Regions from separate parts of the Homo sapiens genome. Here regions 1, 2, 3 and 5 are each linked to region 4. A link is a contact called in ENCODE Hi-C or POLR2A ChIA-PET data. All regions are on one chromosome and are shown on one strand. The core of a region is the stretch at or near the end of the contact, and the rest is flanking DNA. Distances in the headings are between cores, read along the strand shown. Region 1 holds the start of TIMM21 (translocase of inner mitochondrial membrane 21). Region 2 holds the start of PTGR3 (prostaglandin reductase 3). Region 3 holds the start of CNDP2 (carnosine dipeptidase 2). Region 4 holds the start of ATP9B (ATPase phospholipid transporting 9B (putative)). Region 5 holds the start of ZNF407 (zinc finger protein 407).

What was found. A loop is a pair of places that touch in the nucleus more often than their neighbours do. ChIA-PET counts read pairs that join two places held with the same protein, here RNA polymerase II (POLR2A). Pooled maps may share reads with other maps.
Region 1: a map of CD8-positive, alpha-beta T cell shows a loop between it and region 4 (17-fold over the local background). The contact joins the promoter of TIMM21 here to the promoter of ATP9B in region 4. A Hi-C loop is called at or near these places in 4 of 168 maps with a recorded cell type or tissue (CD4-positive, alpha-beta T cell, CD8-positive, alpha-beta T cell and naive thymus-derived CD4-positive, alpha-beta T cell), 3 of 37 single-sample maps with no recorded cell type and 16 of 50 pooled maps.
Region 2: a loop to region 4 is called in a map of ascending aorta, with 9 times the contacts of the local background. The contact joins the promoter of PTGR3 here to the promoter of ATP9B in region 4. A Hi-C loop is called at or near these places in 1 of 168 maps with a recorded cell type or tissue (ascending aorta), 1 of 37 single-sample maps with no recorded cell type and 13 of 50 pooled maps.
Region 3: a map of naive thymus-derived CD4-positive, alpha-beta T cell shows a loop between it and region 4 (26-fold over the local background). The contact joins the promoter of CNDP2 here to the promoter of ATP9B in region 4. A Hi-C loop is called at or near these places in 1 of 168 maps with a recorded cell type or tissue (naive thymus-derived CD4-positive, alpha-beta T cell), 4 of 37 single-sample maps with no recorded cell type and 14 of 50 pooled maps. POLR2A ChIA-PET finds 5 or more read pairs at or near these places in 1 of 52 experiments (activated CD4-positive, alpha-beta T cell).
Region 5: a loop to region 4 is called in a map with no recorded cell type, with 15 times the contacts of the local background. The contact joins the promoter of ZNF407 here to the promoter of ATP9B in region 4. A Hi-C loop is called at or near these places in 2 of 37 single-sample maps with no recorded cell type and 13 of 50 pooled maps.

Annotation. Positions count from the first base shown.
Region 1 is chr18:74,146,743-74,150,990 of GRCh38, forward strand. TIMM21 (translocase of inner mitochondrial membrane 21) reads left to right here and starts at 1,781. Exons shown (of 6, transcript NM_014177.3): 1 at 1,781-2,367. The coding sequence starts at 2,067. FBXO15 (F-box protein 15) reads right to left here and starts at 1,092. Exons shown (of 10, transcript NM_001142958.2): 1 at 928-1,092. The coding sequence starts at 1,043. RefSeq lists a silencer at 822-971 and enhancers at 1,662-1,781, 1,812-1,861, 1,942-2,031, 3,775-4,248.
Region 2 is chr18:75,207,832-75,211,892 of GRCh38, forward strand. PTGR3 (prostaglandin reductase 3) reads right to left here and starts at 1,308. Exons shown (of 2, transcript NM_175907.6): 1 at 1,019-1,308. The coding sequence starts at 1,227. It overlaps TSHZ1 (teashirt zinc finger homeobox 1), which reads left to right and starts at 2,966. Exons shown (of 2, transcript NM_001308210.2): 1 at 2,966-4,061. The coding sequence starts at 4,046. RefSeq lists silencers at 782-957, 983-2,022, 3,960-4,061 and enhancers at 813-1,743, 2,783-3,077.
Region 3 is chr18:74,494,966-74,498,983 of GRCh38, forward strand. It overlaps CNDP2 (carnosine dipeptidase 2), which reads left to right and starts at 1,398. Exons shown (of 12, transcript NM_018235.3): 1 at 1,398-1,466. RefSeq lists enhancers at 684-953, 1,511-2,023, 2,407-2,506 and silencers at 1,224-1,733, 1,864-1,913.
Region 4 is chr18:79,067,591-79,071,712 of GRCh38, forward strand. ATP9B (ATPase phospholipid transporting 9B (putative)) reads left to right here and starts at 1,804. Exons shown (of 30, transcript NM_198531.5): 1 at 1,804-1,939. The coding sequence starts at 1,821.
Region 5 is chr18:74,595,334-74,599,271 of GRCh38, forward strand. ZNF407 (zinc finger protein 407) reads left to right here and starts at 2,537. Exons shown (of 9, transcript NM_017757.3): 1 at 2,537-2,604. It overlaps ZNF407-AS1 (ZNF407 antisense RNA 1), which reads right to left and starts at 2,502. Exons shown (of 2, transcript NR_024484.1): 1 at 1,095-2,502. RefSeq lists enhancers at 2,313-2,522, 3,313-3,532 and a silencer at 2,623-2,922.

The sequences.
Region 1 (4,248 bases), core at 531-3,030, 4.9 Mb before region 4:
CTAGAGAGGACACAGGACATAGTTCTGGAGATTCAGGGGGAAAAAACAAGTAGTTCAACTAGTATGTAATAGACTCCCTTTGTGTGCTTAAACATAGACCATTGGTTTATTAGAAGGCAAAATATGCATGACTTTCCCTATTTATAAATCAAGGAGTCTTACAAGCAGAAAGATAATCCTCAAGAATGTAAACCATTCTTGGCATTATCCCTCCATCTGTAAACTAACTGCAGTGATGGGTACACAGCTAGGGAACAGCTCACGATATAATGAGAGGGATTTCATAAGGTACCATTATGCATGCTGATACTTCTGATGCACTGGCTCATTTTACTTCTTCACGCTGAAGATGCTTCTGGAAAGCAGATGAGCAAGACCTGGCAATGTAGATGGCAACTTAGCCTTGACGTTGGAGGTGCAGAAAGTGCTGCCCCCCACCCGCCAGACCAACCTGCCTGCCCGAGGTATCTGCTTGGGGGATGAGGGTGTCAACTGATAAGGTTTTGATGAACAGACTCTACTTCCCTAAGTTGTAAGGTCATGAAAAACACGAAGGGAGATTCTTGGTTACAGAAGAGCGAAAATACGAAGGCAGGGGCGGAGCACACGTGAATTTAGGGCACGCATCCCGGAGAAACGACCTCTTGGACCTGCACCTGTCCTGGCAGGTGCGCGCATCCCCGGCCACAGGCGCCGCAAGAAAAAATATTTCCCCGAGAGGCTACTCTATTTGTGTCATAACTTAGGGTACCCCACGTTGCAGGGTAGAAAGGATTTCCTCCGGTCGTTCTTCCATACCCTTCTCACGTTGAAGACGGCCACGGGCCTTGCGCCAAGCTGGACGAATAAAATACACGGTGAAGAGAGCGGGGCCGCGCAGTGACGGGCTTCCCGCCAGGGGACCCCACCCGCAGGCCCTACAGTCACCTGCACCCAAAGGCCCTGGCGCGCCCCCGGGCCGCGCCACCGCCCCTGCTGGGCCCGCGCAGCGTCTGGAGGCCGAGCCAGTGCTGCTGCAAGATCCGACCGCGTCCAGTCGCCATAGAGACAAGGAGTTCACCACAGGACCGCGCCAGGGCTGAAACGAAGAGTGCACGCACCGCCCCCACGCCCGCACGTCGCCACACCCCTTATGCGCATGCGCGCGTGAGCAAAAGTAACGGTATGCCCACCCTTGCGCAGACGGCACCGCGCCAGACACCCGCTCACAGAGCGGGCTTCTAGAAACTTCCGGGCCTCGGCTTCCTTACCCACCCCTAACATTCTGCCGCCTAGGGCGCCAAGCCAAGTTCGCGGCTTAACCATTTAGGAAACCGGTGCCTGCTTTGCAGCGGCCTCGTTCATCCCCACTTGCTGACTCTTTATTGTCCAGTTTTTCTGAAAACACAGTAAAACGCAAAAACTAAATCATTTGCCCACGCGGAATTGGCAAGACCACAGTCCAAGGGGGTATTTCCCACTGTGCACAGTCCTCTCTATAAGGATCAGGAAAACACGTAGATTGTAACTGCTAATTTGGCTTTTGCAAGTCCCGCCTGAACCACGTAGGGTGGGTGGTACCAATTCCCCCACCAACACCCCACTTTCCGCCGCTCCAGGGACGCGCAGCGTCTGCGCCGACGCTGGGCGCGGAGGCGTCTGGGGGCGCGGGAAGGACCTGCGCCGTGCTCTGGCCGCCTTGAATTGTGGGAGATGTAGTCTCTTTTGCGCGCCTCTTTGCCGTATCCCAGTTAAGAGCGAGGTTTTCAAACTACTATTCCCAGGAAGACGGGGGTTTCCCAGGTGACTTTGCGAAGGCATGGCGGGGACACTGTGAATGTCAGCCCAGAAGGTGATCAGAGCCTGTTAATTAAAATGGAAAGAAGACAGAAGGGAAGGTAGACATCAGGTTCTCCCTGGAGACTTTTCGTTTTCATTTACGCTGCGGAAACTGACGTTTTTGCCTAACACCCCATGTAATGTAAACGTATAGGCTTGAGTACGTGTCCGGCCGCATGTGTAGTGAACCCTAAAGCTTTCCTAATTGTAGTTAGCATCGTCCCTAAGCGGAACGATTTTCCGTGAACATGATTTGTACTTTTCTACGAGCCGTACAGTATACGGAGAAGCTGCACAGGTCCTCGGCAAAGCGATTGCTTTTGCCATACATCGTGCTTAACAAAGCGTGCTTGAAGACTGAGCCCAGTTTGAGATGTGGGCTTCAATATCAAAAGAAAACGCTGCGACCTAGATGTATTCTTGGAGTCACCCAGAAAACCATCTGGACGCAGGGACCGAGCCCCCGAAAAGCAAAGGAGGATGGCAGCAAACAAGTGTCTGTGCACAGGAGTCAGAGAGGGGGAACCGCCGTCCCAACATCACAAAAAGGTAAAAAGGAGTACTTTAATGATTGGGCTTTCAACAGACATGACAAGAGCTGCCAATGCCCTTTTATACCAAGTTCACTGCTAAAGGTGAAAAAGCAATTCACATGAATTTTTAAAAACCGTTTAAACATAATTTAGAACTAGAACATATAGATCTACAGTTTTCTTCACAGATTGGAACTCAGATGTGAAAGTTGATCTTGAATTTGATATAACTTTTTTTCATTATGTTTGGGAAATTTTTCTCAAGTTATATTGGCTCTGTTACATATAATAAAGAGTAATTGGATAGGATAAAAAGAGAGAGAGAGAGATTATTGACTCATAACTGGTAGGGAAAACTTTCACATGTTACCTGCAGTAATAGAAAAACATAAAATAGGGAGGATGGAATGTAAGTTGTCAGGGAAAGTCAGAGATGTATTCACAGATATTTTAAGATTTTTTTTTAATGTCTTCATTTCGCATGTGATTTGTAGGAAAAAAAAAGACAAAGCAATTTAGACCGCCATGATTATACCACACGAAGATGACTATTTTTAACATTTTGCACTTTCATACACATACCTTTTAATAATTTTTAACCCAAAAAATTGGATCATACCAATTGTTTTAGAGTCTGCTGACTATGCCAAAAACCTAGCTTTTCATTCATACTAGTTCAGCACGAAGGAACAACCTGTATGCAGAGGTGAAAGGCATAGAAGTGGCAAACAGCATGTGCATCAGGTCATCTGGCTCAGGCAACAGTGCTCATGCTTGCACTGCACACCAGGCCTGCTTAGGGACCCCTTCCCTCATCTGCACCCCATTCAGACGTGACAGTCCTTGTGGCTGAGTGAATTGATGGGAGCAACATTCCCAAATATGGAATATGCTGCGTCCAGAATTCAAACAGGCCTATGAAGCATTGTGGTAGGAGGTATAGGGTACAATTGTCTTTTACTTGGGAGGGCATGTCTTGGCACGCCCCAGTGTAGCCCCACGAGGTCGGCTCATGTGTTGATGAGCCTCTGCATCTTTGTTGGACCCACCTCTCACACTTGCAGCTTCTCTGACCAAGCCTTCTAACACACTTGCCACTTGTTACTTATGGGCTCTAACATGATGGCATAAATATAGTAGACAAATGTGATATTCTCCTGAATGTCCAGAACAGCATTATTCAAATAAAACTTTCTGCATAGAAATGTCCTATATCTGTGCTGTCCATTTGGGTAGTTCCTGGCCACTTGTAGCTATTTTGAGCACTTGAAATGTTGCTAAAACTTGTGACTGAAGAACTGAATTGATTTAATTTTAATTAATTTAAAATTGAACTGAAATAGCCATGAGTGGCAAGTGGCTACTGTATTAGACAGCCCAGGTCCAGAAGGTTTCAGTCCCTTAAGACTGTTATGATAGAGGGTGAGAGAATTAGCAAATCCTGGGCAGGATCATAAACATACACTGTTATTATCTGTTTCATGTTACTACAGACTACTGCTGCTGCTTCTGAATAGAAGGCGTTCTTCAAAGCAATGGCCAATACCATGAGATTGTGTTAATGCATTCCCCTGTAAAGTTACCATTTGTGGTATTACATGTGTACCCCGGCTGCCACTTGGTTGAGTTTGCAGTTAACCACTGTCATTCTCCAGCACCTATTTGTGTTTTGTAAAGGAAGACTGGTAAATTACAAGGGACCGTGATGGGGATCGCCATGCCTGTATCTAAGGTCTCTAAGAATACTCTGCCATTCCCCATAGATGTGATATCATTTTTAATTTCCTATCTTGGTCACCGAAAGGGCAGCTTCAGGGGCTTCCATTTGACTTTTCCCACTGCGATGGCTCTTAACCCACTTCCAAAGGAACTAAAGTGGGAGTTATTGTTGCCAGTT
Region 2 (4,061 bases), core at 58-2,557, 3.9 Mb before region 4:
CACAATTTACAACATAGTTACAGTCAGAACTTACTCCTCCCTTTCGATATTATTATTCAACTTGACACATGCAGCACCGTAAACATTTCGATGGGACTTTGCAGGCCTCTGCAGAGGGCATAGAGGAGCGCCTTGCCAGTCAAGTCGGGCAGCCAGGGACCCACGGAGCAAAGACCTAAGCGGGCATGGCTCCGATAAAGAGTGAGGTCCGTTTCCTCCCTGTTGCTTCGCCAGTTACTAAAGATGAGTGAGGCGGAAACACGACGGTGGGGAGCGCGGGGAATGGAAAAGCCAGAAGGTCTCGCAACAACCCGGTGTCACCTGAATGTCTGCAAAACGTGCCGGCAAAGGCAGCCATGCCCCCACCCCGACCCTGGCCCAGCTGCCCGGGACACGCGCCACGCGGCGGTCGTTAACACTCAGGGGACAGACAACAGTCACACTGCACTGACAGCACGCAGACAACACCGGCGAGGTGCACACCCACACATCCAACGACAGGCTCCGCCACTGCGAGGCGGCTGCCAACCTGGAGGGAACAGGGAAAGCCAGCCGGGTCCCAGCCTCCTTCCTCCGAAGCACGTTTACCTAAACGTCGCAGTTTGCGTCCAGGCTGCTCCCGCTCCACCCTAAAGATTATGTCAACGCAGGAACTGTGGGTGCGCGCGGGCGGCCCGGCGGGGAGCCTCCCCTTCTGGGTCCCGTCGGTTTTATTTCGGGAGCGGGAGGGGGAGGAGGGAGGGCTGGAGGAGGGGAGGGGAATCCCAAATTAAAATAACCCTCAGTTATGAGGACGTTCGGTGGCATCGGATATTCACACCAGCAACAGTCACATCACATTCGCCTTCGCCAGATGGCGGCGGGTTCAACTTCCCGGGATCTCGCAAACTCAGGCTGTGCGCCCGAGCGCGCGCCGGAGTGTGGGCACGCGGGCGGGCTGGGGACTGCGGGAGCGGCGCGGCGCGGCGCGAGCCCGGGGCGAGAACGGGGGCGTGGGGTTGGGGGGCGCCGGGCTCACCGGTTCCGGACGAGGAGGTCTCCGTCCCCGGGGAGCGGCACCGGGCAGTCCCGGCTCAGGGTGACGGCCTCGCGGAAGTTGGGGCTCAGCCGGGTCACCACCAGCTTCTGCATGGCTTGGGGAATGGCGGAGCCCTGGAAGTCCAGGAAGTGGCGGGCGTACGACATGTCCACGATGGCCCGGGCCCCGGTGGGCACCAGCCGCAGCATGGCCTGCGCCTCCGCCCGCTCTCTGCGCCGACGCTGGCCGGGGTCGGCCCCCGCCCGGGCCGCTCGGCTCGGCTGTGCTCTGCTCGGCTAGGGCGGGCGGGTCCGCCCCTCCTCCGGCCGGCGCCCTCCCCCTGGCTCCCCCCTTCCCCGCGTCGCCCGCTCCCGCTCCCCCCGCCTCCCCGGCGCCGGCGCAGCCCCCGCGAACCCGGGCGCACCACCCCGGGTGTCCCGGCCTGGGGACCGCTGCCGCCCCGGCCGCTGCTCCTTTAATCTTTTTGTTTTGGTTTGAATCTGCTCGGCGCAGACTGGCCAAGGATCCTCTCCGCCCTCCCCCTTCCTCCTGGCGCGGGAGAGGCACCGGATATCCCCACCCTCCCCGAGCTCTAAAAGCCGGATTTGACTCCTCTCGGGCAAGGGTGGCGGGGGGGACGGCGGGCAAGGGGGGACGGGGGACTCGCGCGTCCCGCGGTCGTCTGCGGCCCCGAGCCGGCGGCAGCCCCGGGCGTCCCCGGAGCTGCGCGGCGGCCGGCGCAGGCGCCTCCCCTTCCCGTGCGAAGCGTTCACTTCCTTGCAAGGTGGTACGAATCAACCCCGAGCGCGGCCCGGGCGGCGGGGCACGACCGGGGACCCCGGGCAGGGCGGGGAGCCCCTGCCGCCGCTGCCGCACGCGCACCCGTACCGACCGCGGGGCGGGGAAATGTCCAGTGCCTCCCGCTCCCCAGGCTGGTGGCTTCCTGTCCCCGGAACCCCTTGCGCGTGCTTTCTGTCCACGGTCTGTCCCATGCAAGTTGCAGGAACTAAGCCATTTTATTTATTTTGGCCTAGATTTCATGTTTTTCCATGAATGTTTTAAGTAGATCTACAAGACTGTTACAGGTTTCCCATTGGGAGAGAACACACATATAGAAAACCAGAAGGCCAAATTCCCAGAGCACAGACACATTTTAAAGTTCTACGTGGGGATGCCGAGGGACTTAACTGAATTGGAGACGTTGCACTGCTGTGTGAGGACCTCATTTTCGAACCCAGCTAGAAAGATCTGTCGTTCCATCGTGTCCGTTTTCTCCCTACTGGCGTGCATGGACCAAATGTCAATTCACTTTTTATAGAGGGGCCAAATTAAATATTTCCACACTTTTCTGTGATGAACTAAGTCCATCTTTACATTTTTATTTAAATTGTAAAATTTAATTTTAAAAATATCTTGCTTTTCAGTTACCCACGAATTACCAAAATATAAAAGCTACTCTGGGCTCCTCCCCAGCCAAATCTAACCCCCCAACCTGAGATTGCAAAAGCGACACAGATATTTTTCCCCCCAAATGTAGGACATGCTTCACCCAAGGGTAGTTTGGATGCACGTGGTTGCGTGTGTATGAATGTGCAAGTGTGTGTATGTGTATGTGTGTGTGTTGGGGGGGAACTAACAGGTTTAAAAATCTGCAGGAACTAATGTCTACTTAACTTAGAGCATATGGGTTTTACCCGGTATCAGCCAGTGGGTTACAATAACAACACTGAATGAATTCCTCCAATGTACAATCTTTTATGTTATGCTGTATTAAGATTTCTTTTTTTTGTCATATTGTTTAGCTCCGAAAAAAAGAAAACAAAGCAATTAAAAAGATTGACAGGTATGGTTTGTGAGAGACCTATTTGTAATTGTCAGGGTGACGTTGGCGAGAGGAGGAGGAGTAAAAACTGAAGCAGGAAAAGCAGCTCGATGTGTCTGTCTATCAGTTGAGACTGTCTGAAAGCTCTGCGATCCGAATGTGTGTTATATTTCACTGAAAAGAGGAGAGAGCGAGAGTGCATCTCCCTCTCTCCCAGGAGTTTGAGGGGGGGGGGGACAGTCCACGCTCATCTCGCCCACCCAGTGAATGTCTGCTCTTCACCCCCTTTGCACACACTCTCCGGGTTGTTGTTGCCTTTTTTTTTTCTTGGAGGGGGGGGTGCTTTTTGTGTATTTTTCAAATTTTTTTCTGTTGGAAGATCAAGACCGGCCAAAAATCCATGATCAAAATGTGTTTGCATTAGATTTCGCATTGGAAGAAGCGGCGATCCTGGCGGCCAAGCCCCCCGGGTGGAAGCGCGGGGCACCAAGTGGCGCTCCGGCGGGGTGACACTGTTTGATCTGTGACTGTTTGGAAGGTGGAGCAGCGCCTGACATCTCCCCCCGGCGCATGTATGTACGGGGGCTTCACTCCTCTGTCTTGTTTGCTTTCTTCCTCTTAGACTAAGTGCGGGGAGGAAAAGGACAGCCTGCATCGGCCTCGCTGGCGCACAATGAGAAAGCTGCGACCCGCGCACTAAAAACACTCGCCGCGACCCCCAAACAGCGAGGAGAGAGGGGGAGAGAAAGTTGCGCTCGGCGACTCTCGGCTCGCGGAAGAAGGCGCAGGGGAGCGCCCGGAGCGGCGCGCCGGGAGGAGCGCCCGCCCAGCAGCAGCGCGGCGGCGGGGAGGCGGCAGCATGGAGCGCGGGCCGCGGGCCGGCCCGCCGAGCGCCCGCTGCTGCGCCCGCGGCCCGCGCCGGGGATGACTCCGGGCTCGGCGCCCAGGCCCCGCGCGCTCCGCCCGCAGCCCGGCGCCGGGAAGCGGGCCGCGCGGCCGCCGCCGCCGCCTCCTGAGCGGCCCCGGGCGCGGCGGTCCATGCGAGCGGCTCCCCGCGGTCCGCGGCGCGCCCGGAGCCCGGAGCCCGCGGGGACGAGGCCAAAGTTGGGCGCGCCGCGGAGTTGCGCCCGCGCCCGGGGCCCCGCGTCCCCGCGCCCCGCGAACTCCGGCGGCGGCTGAGGCGACGGCTGCGGCGGCCGAGCAGCATGCCGAGGAGGAAGC
Region 3 (4,018 bases), core at 148-2,647, 4.6 Mb before region 4:
TTACATTTAACAAAATTCTATGAGGGATGTGGAATAGAAATAAAAAATAAAAGAGGAGGCAGGGATGGGGGGGACGGGGTGGCTCACGCCTGTAATCCCAGCACTTTAGGAGGCTGAGGCGGGTGGATCAGTAGGTCAAGAAATCGAGACCATCTTGACCAATATGGTGAAACCCTGTCTCTACTAAAAATACAAAAATTAGCTGGGTGCGGTGGTGCGCACCTGCAGTCCCAGCTACTCGGGAGGCTGAGGCAGAATGGCTTGAACCTGGGAGGCGGAGCTTGCAGTGAGCTGAGACTGGGCTACTGCATTCCAGCATGGCAACAGAGCAAGACTCTGTCTCTAAATAAATAAATAAATAAATAAATAAATAAATATAAAAAGAGGAAACAAACCATGTAAATTTTAAGGGAGGAGACAATTTTAACATTTTACTTTATGTGGGAACGTATACATCTCTTACAACTATTAAATTCATTTTTAAAAAATAATAACTCCCGAGCCATCACTCCTTAAAGAATGTGGTAGTGGTACAAGTTTAAAGAAAGTCTTTTGAGAACACTCTATTGGAAAAGTGAGCAGACTAGGGAATAACAATTTTACCCCCAAGAATTGTTGTTAAGATTAAAAAGGAAAGCGCTGTCGCAGACGCTCAAACACGGTGCTGGCTCTGCTTCCTTCATCAGTTCCTAGGGTCATGGGACACAAATACTAAAATATTTCCACTACTGGTAACGATGCTGGCGAACGCTTTCCTAATCCAGTTCAGACCGACCTCTCATTGGAGCTTGTGTGACCCGCAGGAGTCCGTGCCCCGACTCCGCCGGGACTGAAACGCAACGGAAAGTGCAGTGCTGGATGCGCAAGGGAATGGGAGCGTCGTGGGACCTCCGGAGCCTGGGAGATCAGAGGGTGGAGTCAGGGCCCCCTAGTTTTGGACTCCATTGCCGCACTGCAGGCGACTTCTCGGACCCCACCGTTGAAGCACCAGGCCCCCCGCCCACCCAAGAGCAACCGGGAAGCACAGCACAAGCCCACAGCTCCGGACACGCGCTCCCGTGTGCCCTGCCTCCCCTGAATCCCAACCCACGAAATCTCCGCCCCCTCGCCACGCCCACATCCCCGTCTACCGTCGGGGAGGGGCGACGAGGCGAAAGCCTTGTGGACCAGGCCGGGATTGGTGGGCGGGACGGAAATGGAGCTGGGAGAGGTGACGTCACCTTCCGCACCTGGCTCAGGGCGGAAATGGGGCGGGGAGAGAGTGACACCACCCCTCTGCCTGTGGCTGGATTGGTGGGCGTGGCGGGGGCGTGGCGATGCCTGCCCTCCGGACAAGGCGGGGTTGGTGGCCAGGGCGACCGCGGGGCGGGCCAGCGCCGGGGGTCGTGGCCGGGACACGTGGTACGGAACCGGCGCCGCGCTTGCTGCTGGTAACAGGGCCTTGCCTAGTGGGCCTTCCTTCCCAGGTGGGTCTTCCTGATGGACCTTCCTTCCCGGGTGGGCGCCCTGAGCTGGGAACGGGCTGGGCGGGGAGGACCCGGGTCAGCGGCGAGAGTCACGCCTCATTCGTGGGGGAGCGTGGGGCGCCCGGCCGCAGCCAGGCGGGAACAATGGTGTCCGGGCTGTTCCCGAGCGCGCGGTCGGGGGCGGAGGCCCGTGACGGCCATGGCCCCGGGGCCTCTCGCACCTCCGGGCCACTCGTGTCCCAGCAGCGCCGAGCGCGTCCCCGGTACGCAGGGACAAGCTGGGCGGCGCACTTGGCCTGAGCCTGCGTGGCCCTCCCTGGTGGAGTCGAGTGGAACGACCCGGGTTGGAGATGGGGTTGCGGGGAGCCGAGCGCTGGTCAGGCCACACCCCTCCCCAGGGGCCTGCTGAGAACTCCAGCCTTTCTCCAACGGATCCCTTTCCCGGAGACCTGGGGTGGGGAGTGTGGCGGGACAGAAGCCTCCCAGGTTCAAAGGGCCCTGGACAGCGTCCCTAGCTCCCGCCAGCATTTGAGGCAGCGTTTAAGGCTATAGGAGGAAGCGTCTGAGGGGAGACAAAATTCCCATGCCAGCTTGATGGTCTGGGGCAGGTGTCTTATTCAATTGGCTTCAGTTTCCTCATCTGTGAAATAGAGACAATATTTGGTCCTCACAGACAGGGCCACCAAACCAAACTCCCCACCGCCTGCCAAGGTCAGATTCCGTAGATCATCCAAGCATAGACTGCAGGAAGAGGCGGAGAACCCGGGGCCTGCTACCAATACCTTCCTTGTCCCTAATGTTTGCAGGCAGGAGTGGAGGAAGAGAAGTCCACATTATGCTTAGGGATCAAGTTCTAGCTTGGGCAGATTGGAGATTCTTTTATTGGTTCTTAATCAGACATGAAGGTGTGATTCAGTTATTTGTGTTATATATGCCTTCAATTATCAAGGGACAGGGACTGAGATTCTCAGAACTAGAAGACTCATTTGTGTGTACTACTGACGGTTCCAGGTGCCACAGCAATTTCTCCTGCCCTCCACTAGTCTCAACATTTAAATCATGTTACTCCCTTGCCAGGCATGGTGGCTCATGTGTGTAACCTCGGCACTTTGGGAGACCAAGGCGGACAGATCGCTTGAGTCCAGGAGTTCGAGACCAGCCTGAGTAACACGAGCAAACCCCGTCTCTACAAAAAATACAAAAATTAGCTGGGTGTGGTGGTGCGCACCTGCAGTCCCAGCTACTTGGGAAGCTGAGGCAGGAGGATCATTTGAGCCTGGGAGACAGAGGTTGCAGTGAGCCAAAATCACAGCAATGCACTCCTGCCTGGGTGACAGAATGACAACCTGTCTCTAAATAAATAAATAAAGTTACTCCGTATGAACTTTAGATTTTTAGAGGGGAGTGAGGTGTCATTTAAAAGGATAATGCTTTTGCTTAAATCAGCATACTGCTTTTACCTTAATTAGTGGTGTTCTCCAGAGCATATAAAAATGGTTCCATTTAATGGCTTTGTAACGGGGGAGGTGGGGGGAAGTGAAACAGGAGTAACCCAGAAGTGTGAATGGGAGGAGAAACTGGAACCTGGCCTAGCCTGGTTTGACTGGATGAGTGATTAACAGGAGTTGCTTTTTAGCCCATCTCTGATGGTGGAACAATCTGATCCCTGTTTCCTCTCTTTTAGTGAAAGTCGTAACTTAGATAATTACAGTCATATGTTGCTTAAGGATGGGGATACATTCCAAGAAAATGCATTGTTAGGCGATTCGTTGTTGTGTGCACATCCTGAGCTGCGCTCACACAAACCTGGATGGTACAGCCTCCTACATACCTAGGCTATATGGTGTAGCCTATTGCTCCTAGGCTACAAACCCGTACATGTACCTTTACTGGATGCTGTAGGCAGTTGTAACACAGTGGTAGGTATTTGTGTATCTAAACATATCTAGACAGAAAATGAATTTTTTAGCTCCATTATAATCTTTTGGGACCACCGCTGTTGTTGATGGAAATGTTATGTGGCACGTGACTATATTTTTGAGTGACTTTAGCTACAATGCCACTGGTTAATTTGACTACAAGAGAATAATATTAATGAGAATGTACCACAGTGAGCTTGGGATTTGTGGCATTTAATAACCAGGAACCCAGATGAAAATCACCACATGTAGCATATTGTCCTGCTAAATAGGATTTCCTTTAATGTGAACAGGTAGCTTCCCTGCGTACATTTTTGGCAACAGGTGGATGACAGTGTTATTTATTAACACTGATAAACGCCTCTCCAGCGTGCTCATGGGCTCCATCTTACTTGAGGCTCCTCCAAATGAGTGCCTCAGCAGAAAGATCCGAGCTGGCTGGGAGGTATATAACCATTCCATGCTCTGTGGCTAGTGTTTGAAGAGGAGGAAGAGGGCACTTGAGAAGGCAGTGGTTGGATGTCCCACCCACATAGAAATCACATTTGCAACTTGCAGTGCCCTGCGATTTCATCACCCTGCACAGCAACAGCCACTTTTGAACAGTTGCCACGCTTGGTGTCGTGGTGGATA
Region 4 (4,122 bases), core at 554-3,053:
TGAGTGAGGGTGAAGAAATGTTGTTGTCACTTTCAGTTGCTGAGTGAGGGTCAGAAGATGTTGTCACTGTCAGGTGTTGACTGAGGGTCAGATGGTGTTGTCACTGTCAGTAGTTGAGTGAGGGTGAGAAGATGCTGTTGTCACTGTCAGTAGTTGAGTGAGGGTGAGGAGACGGCGTTATCACTGTCAGGTACTGAGTGAGGGTGAGGAGATGGTGTTACAGTGCCAGTGCTGTGAGAATGAGATGGTGTTATCAATATCAGTTGTTGAATGTGGGTGAGAGATGGTGTGAACAGTGTCAGCGGCTGAGAGTGAGGTAGAGAAATAATGGGTGAGGCCATTGTCAATTAGGAGGCCATTGGCGTCTTTTGAAAGTAGTTAGTGTCTGTGGAGTGGCATGTATTCAGGTTACATGAAAAGCAGCTGAGAAGCAAACTGGCAATCAGAGTGGCAGCAACAAATTAAGAATATTCATATTCATAAAGACCATTTTTTATAATGAAAAAGTAATACATGCAGATGGGGGAAGATCACCTGAACCTTGAGAGGTGGAAGATGTAGTGAGCCGTGATCAAAACATTACACTCCAGCCTGGGTAACAGAGACCCCATCTCCAAAAAACAGAAAAGAAAAGCATTTATAAGTTCATGTTGAACAGTGTTTCAAACACATAGACAAAATTTATATGTCATGAAAATGGAATATCAGAAAAACATTGTTTAAAAAAACACAAAGTGAGTAAACCATTAATACGTGAGGTGAGCGGTGCATCAGCTTGCCGGCTTCCAGCTGCAGCGGGTGATGGAGGTGGAAGGGAGCTGTCCTCGGGACAGGAAATGAAACAAACCCAACCAAAGCCGTGTATTCGTTTATTCAATATCGTTTTGCTTTCTTGTGTAGACTGAGGGTGTAAACCTCGTTTCTGACAGTCGCCTATAGGACTTTTCAGCAGGCTGTGGGCCTAGAGGTGGGGGATGTGGAATCAAGCTAAAGACCCAGAACCAGAGAAAGAAGGAAGCAGCAGTGAGGAAGCAGGACAAGAACATCTCGGAAATTCAGCCCGGCGCGGTGGGCGCGCCTGCAGTCGCGGCGCTTTGGGGGCCCGGGCCACGTAGCACGACCCTGCCTGTGAACGCACAGACACCAGCGGTTCCAAGGGCGCGGGCAGGAAGCGGGCACCGAAGGCAGGCTGGAGAAGCGCGGGGCGGAAGCAAGAAGCCGCGCGGCGAGGAGGGCGCGTGGGGCCCCACACAGCCATGGGGCGCGCGTACTACTGGCAGCGCAGGCTCTGGACCGCTAAGGAGGCCGCGCGCGCCCACGCGTGTCCCCGGCAGAGCTTCCAGGAGACGGCTGCGAGGCCCTTCCACCCGCGGACCAGAGCGCGCCGGGTCGAACCACGACCCACGTGCAGGCCCTCGCGCGCTACCGGAAGGCCAGCCTGTGGCGCACGCGCGCCCCGCCCCGCCGATCGGTGACGTCATCGGGCCCGTCACGAGGCGGGGGCGGGGCCTCGGAACGCGACGCCCCCCGTCCCAGCTTTAGCCACTCGTGACGTCATTGCCCGGACTCCACTGCCTCCTGCGCCGCGCTTTTGCCACCCTGGGCACGTCATCGTGCGCCGACGCCAAACGAGGGCGGGGCCTAGGGACGCCACACCTTCCGCGCCGCCGCTCGTTACGTCATCGGACCTCGCCGCTTGGCGGAGGCGGGGAAGGCCCGCAGGCGGCGCCTCAGCCGGGGTTGGCGCTGAGGGGAGAGGGCGGGGAAAAGGTGGCGAATTGAGGGGAAAGTGGGAGGGGCGGGAAAGGGGCGGTCGGAACATGGCGGACCAGATCCCGCTTTACCCGGTGCGTAGCGCAGCGGCGGCCGCAGCCAACCGCAAACGCGCGGCCTACTACAGCGCCGCGGGGCCCAGGCCGGGAGCCGACCGGCACAGCAGGTAACCGAGGCGGCACTGGCCCCGTTCCCCGCCGACGCTCCCCGGGGCCCCCAGCCCACCGCAGGAACCCGGAGCCGGGCGGGTCTGGGGTCGCTACCGGCGCGCCCCATCTGTTCGCTGGGAGCCGGGAGTCCTTGGCGTTCTGAGCGCGCCGCAGCTGTGGCGTCCGCCGGTGGTGAGGGCCGCGGGCAGCTGCCGGGGCGAGCGGCTGCATCCCCGGGACGCCTGGGCCGAGCGTAGGAGCCAGAACGGGAGCAGAGAACCGCGGTCCAGTGTTGAGGGGTGGCTGCTCTCCTAAAGTAAACGGGGATCAAAAGTGCTAACTTCTCGGATACTTCAGAGTCTCCGAAACTTGTTCTTGTAGCCCTGTGAATTGTGAAGGTGACGGATGTAACTTTTAATTGCTTTGTTAAAAACACACTTCTTATTGAAATGACTTCTCTTCGACATTTCGATATCTTTGCTAGGCACACTTTTTGTTTAAACATATATATACAAAGTGCTTTTTGTCGACAAGTAATTTTGCTTTTACGAAAGGGAAATGGGGTATTGAGAACGGTTAACTTGTTTAGTGGGGTCACAGGTTAGCAGTAGAATTAGTGTACAGACCTTTCATACTCGAGATTGCATTTAGCTCATATTTAACATTTCTCATTCAAAGAAAAGAAAATTTTAAAAAGTGTTGCTTCTTATAGTTTTTGAAGTTTTATTCCAGAGGAATTGTCGAAAACATAATTTCACTCAATATGTAGTTGCTTCAGAATTTGAGTTTTTGAATAATTTTTGTTTTCGGCCATTTGAGAGACTAACATATAGCTCAAAGTACATACTGGAATGTTATAACGCTGATTTGAGTGTTTACCCACTAGCGATTTACTCTCGGGTAACTTATTTAAACTCAAGCCATGGTTTCCTCATCTGTAAAATGCTGGATAATATTTTTTCTTACGGGATTATTGGAGATTACAGTAGAACATGTGTAAGGTGCCCTTTTTTCAGTGCTTGGTTGGAAGTGGGTTCTGGTGTTACCTATAACAGTAATTGTGTTAGTAAATCTGTTTAATTTTAGGAGTTCTTTAGTTGGAAATGTGCCACCTGTTTCAAAATAGGTTTCCATCACAGATTGAATCCATTTTTGCCTCATGTACTTTGAAGCACTGTCATGTGGTGCACGCACATTCAAGATTTTTTGTCATCTCGGTGGATTGTTCCTTTCATTGTTAATGTTCCTCTGTCTCTGGTAATTTTCTTTGCTCTAAAATCTTTATTAGATATTGATGTCGCCATTTATGCTTTTTTTTGGATTAATGTTTGCATGGTATTAGCTTTCAACTTACCTATGTTGAATTTGAAGTGAGTTTCTTGTTGGATCTTATATTTTTTATCAACTATGCCATTCTCTTTTGATTGGCATATTTACACCATTTACATTTACGATAATTACTGATATGTTAGAATATAAGTGTGCCATTTATTATCTGTGTTCTGTTTCTTCTGATTCTCATTCTGATTCCTGTTTCTTTTTTTTTTTTTTTTTGCCACTTTTTGGGTTACTTGGACACTTTTTTGGTATCCCTATAGTGTGTTTGAGATTAGGTGTTGGTATAGTTTTTACAGTGCTTGCTCTGGGTATTACAATATACAAATGTGACTTATCACCATGGTGTATTGCTGTATTTCACCACTTCCAGTCAAGTGTGGAAACCCTTCTTTCACTTAGGTCCTCACTTTAAGTATCATGTCCTGGGTATCAGATGGTGTTACAGTTTTTGTGTCAGTCATCAAATATGGTTTATAAAACTCATGATGATAAAGATAGTGTATTGCATATACCACATACGCATATTTCCCCTTTTTCTATTGTTCTTCCTTTTTTTTTTTTTTGAGACAGGGTCTCACTCTGTTCTCCTGGCTGGAGTTAGTGATGCGATCGTAGCTCATTACAGCTTTGATCTGTTGGGCCCAGGCAATCCACCCATGTAGCTGGGACTATAGGCACATACCACCATGCCTGGCTAATTAAAAAAAATTTTTTTTGAAGAGACAGCATCTTGCTATATTGCCCAACTGGTCTCAAGTGATCCTCCTGTGTCATCCTCCCAGAGTGTTAGGATTAAGGCGTGAGCCATGGCTGCTAGCCTGCCATTCTTTTCTTAGCACTTGAAAAATCTTGTGCTGCTTCC
Region 5 (3,938 bases), core at 1,287-3,786, 4.5 Mb before region 4:
TAAACTAAGTTCCTTCCAGAGTTAGTTCTGCCTATGCCCAGGAATGAACAAGGACAGAGTTTAGAAGCAAGATGGAATTGGTTAGGTCAGATCTCTTTCACTGTCATAATTTTCTCAGTTGTAATTTTTGCAAAGGTGGTTTCATCACTAGGACTCTCTGTCTTCACTAAAAGTCTGTGTTGTCCATGTCAAGCATTATTCATTCAAAAATAAAGAGAGGAAGAAAAAAAAAGACTTCCCTTTTTCCTTAGAATCAGAAAATTAGTCTTGAATGACATCTATGGACTCTCTCAGTTGGAAATGAGGTCAAACTGACTTCCTTAAGGTCCTGTCTTAGTAACTCAAAATACTCAAAATAGAACTGAAACATAAACTTAGATTTTACTTCACTGCTCAGGGGAGGAACATAAGTGTTAACTAAACCCCCAAGGTAAGAAAGGTAGCAAGATAAATCACCCAAAGATCACAGAATGCCCAATCCATATACAGAATTGTGCTATTGTTATTGTCAAGAAATTTATCACCTTGTCATACAACACCAACACTGTTGAAATAGCTATTAAAACACTGTAGGAAGTGCTAAATTTTCACATAAATTTTAAATTTCAAGTGAACTCTTTGAAGGCAGAACCCAGTTTTATCTTTTATATAACAGGCACCCAATAAATGTTGGTTAATGGAATACAAATAACATTTGCAGCTGGTCACTTGTGAGGAAATTGTTTCCCACATTTTTCTCTAGAATTTTTAATTAACTATTACTATTAAACTGAGTCTACATGATGGAAAAGCTTGACTCTGGAGTTTTAGGTTGAGTTCCACTTTTACTAGCTGTGTGATCTTGGAACAGTTTATTAGTCTTCTAAATTACTGTTCCTTACTGTGGATAAGAGAATTCATGTGGATTACAATCAGAATTAAACCAGATAATGTCTACAAAAAGTTTTCTATGAACTATTTAAAAAGGTAAGGAATTATCACTCGAATGTATTCTGATTTAAACTGAATTGTGTTCGAATTGGCCTTGAGTGACGATTTGGCCTAGAAAGCCTATCTTCAGAACATCACACACACACAAAAATCCAATTACTTACAATGATTTTTTTGAGACGGAATCTCGCTCTGTCGCCCAGGCTGGAGTGCAGTGGCGCAATCTCGGCTCACTGCAGCCTCCGCCACTGGGTTCAAGCTATTCTCCCGCCTCAGCCTCCAAGTAGCTGGAATTACAGGCTCGCACCACCATGCCTGGCTAATTTCAAATTTTTAGTAGAGACGCGGTTTCCCCAGGCTGGTCTCAAAATCCTAGCCTCAAGCAATCCACCGACTCGGCCTCCCAAAGTATTGGGATTACAGGCGTAAGCCACCCCGCCTGGCCAGTGATCTTCCTAAACAGAAATCTGATCACATAACTTCCCATTACAGAGTCTAACCCTAACCCTGTGCCTACAACATAGTCAAACCTCTTTAGCAAGGCAGATGACCTCAAGCAGGATTTCACTGCCTCTTTGTCACAGCACTTAACAAGCTGTGATGTATTTATTTTTATTCGTCTACACAGGTCTTCCCTACTAGATTCTGAGTTTCAGAAGAAAGGCCTCTAACTCGAGGTTCATGAATGGACCTGCACAAGGGGGCGGACGGGCTGAAGTCCTGCCTTTTTTTTTTTCCAAAAAACCCGTATGCTGTGCCGTTAACGTTCATAAAAAAGTCCTTGTCGAACGTTTTAAACAGCCAAGGTGTTTCAGCTTTAATAAAAGCTGAAAATTTGGCAATACCAAACAGGTCACCAAGCCACAGTCCGCTTCTTGGCCTCCTCTTTGGTATCAGAGTTCGGCTAGCGGCTTCCTGTGGCCTCTTAAACAAGGACCTCATTTTGGGAGCCATTCGAGAGATTTTTTCTCATCATCTAAAGTAGCATTCTCGCCTTGCACAGCTGAAAGTCATTTCTCGAAATCGGAGCGCCAGAAGCGACAGGAGCCACTCCAGGCCCGGGGGAAGCGAGCAAAGGGGCAGCGGGCTGCGTTTGCCAACGTAGGCCTCTCGGGTCCCGCGCCGTTCTGGGCCTTCTCCGTGTTTCCGGCGCCGCCCTCGGGGTCCCTTACAGAGGGCGGGAGGCGGGTGGAGAGACGGGGCAGGAAGCAGGCGGGATCGGCCTGGGAAGAACCCGTTCTGGGACCCTCTAGAAATCCCAGACAGCCCTCCCGGGCTGACAGCGCCTGCCTTGGAGCCCGACGCGCTCATCGAATTTAGATTGACTCCTTCGGCTCTCCGTTTTCCTTCTCTAAGGGAAGGGTGGGACTTCCTATTTTATCTCTTAGCGGCTTCCGGCAAGAGCTGATGTGTTAAAAACAAGACAGCACATGGGCCTGCCGGCCACTCGGATAAAAAACAAGGAACTCGACCTGGATTGTACTAAACCAGTTCCAAGATTCTGTTTTTCGGCTGTGGCGTCCGGCGCTGCATCCACTACGGAGTCGCCTTGGAAGCCACCGGAAGTCCTTCGACGGAGAAACAGGATGTCCCGCCTCTTCCTCCCAAAGGGAAGACGGTGAGCCGGAGGAGTCAGTCAGAGGGGCGAGCAGGAGCGATTCCGTCGCCAAACAGGTAAGTTATTCTCTGGCCGGGGCGGGGGGTTTGGAGGCGGGGACCGTCCAGCGTCAGCGCGGGGCCTGGGGGCGGTGGCTTGAGGGCTCGAAGCCGGGCGGCTGGGCGCCCAGAGCCCCGTCTGGGCCCTTCGCTCTTTCTCCTCCCCCCTCCCCCCGCCTCCGCCCCTCCCTGTCGCCTTCCTTCCCGACACCCGCCCAGACTCACGCCCGGACACACACCCTCGCTCGTTCGCTCACGCTGCCTCGCCGCCCTCCTCCCCCAGGCCCCAGCTGCCGCCCTGCCCTCTCACCCGCTCGCTCCGCAGGCCGGTCCCGCGGGCAGCCTCGCTCCGCGCCCTTGCGCGAGCGGAGCTCTTGTGGACACCTCGGGGCTGCGGACCTAGCGTGGCCTCGGTTTCCCCTGCCGGGTTCGCCTGTCCGCGCAGAAACAGTCCCCCGTTCCTTCGGGACGCACCCCTGCACCGAAATCGGGCCGTTCTCGCGTGCCCGGGTTGCTCTCAAGTGGAAAACAGATGCTCCCCTAGCTGCACAGCTGCAAGCTTTAGCGTCTGGTTTCCAGCAGGGGCTCCCTGGACCGCCCGCCCACTCTCGTGTCACCCCCAGGTGCCCTGGCTGCGCCGCTGCTACTCGCGCCTTCTTCCGTTAAGCGACGCTGGTGTGGGCGGGCGGAGGGCACACAAGTGCGGTGGCCGAAAGCACCGCGGTGGCAGCGAAGGGTCCTAGCCATTCCCGACTTCAGCTCGCTTTGCGCCACTGCGGGGAGACCCGCGGCTGCCTGACACCGCTGCGGGCAGCAGTGGGTTTCTCAGTAGATGCTCACCTCTTTCCAGCCAGCTAGCACGCCCTGGGTGCTTGGCCTCCTTCTGGAGTTTAAGCTGGTGGAGGCGGGGTGCAGTGGCCGCTGACCTCTGTCGGTTGCGCTGGGTTTTGAGTAGCCATTTATTTCATTGGGGAGTTTTGGAATAGGACATCCCACATCCGTGGACACACATGTAGAATACTTTTATAAGTAATTACAGTCTTAATAGTGATTTGAGTTACAGCTTTGCAGTCTATGCCTGGTGACATCCTAGTCGTAGTATGTATCTGTTTTGTGGTGAAGTGCTGGTCCATTTAGAACACTGTAGACAGGGGCCCTAACATATACTCATCAGAACCTTATTAAGAAGAGCTTATATGTCATTTGGCATACTCACTGTGCTTCATTTAGTACAGCAATCTTGTGTAGTAGGAATTATTCCCTTTTTACAAACTGAGACTCACTTTGCTATATACAAAATTACTGCTACTGGTACAAGGTAAAGCTTTCTTCTTGCGTGACATGTAAGGCAG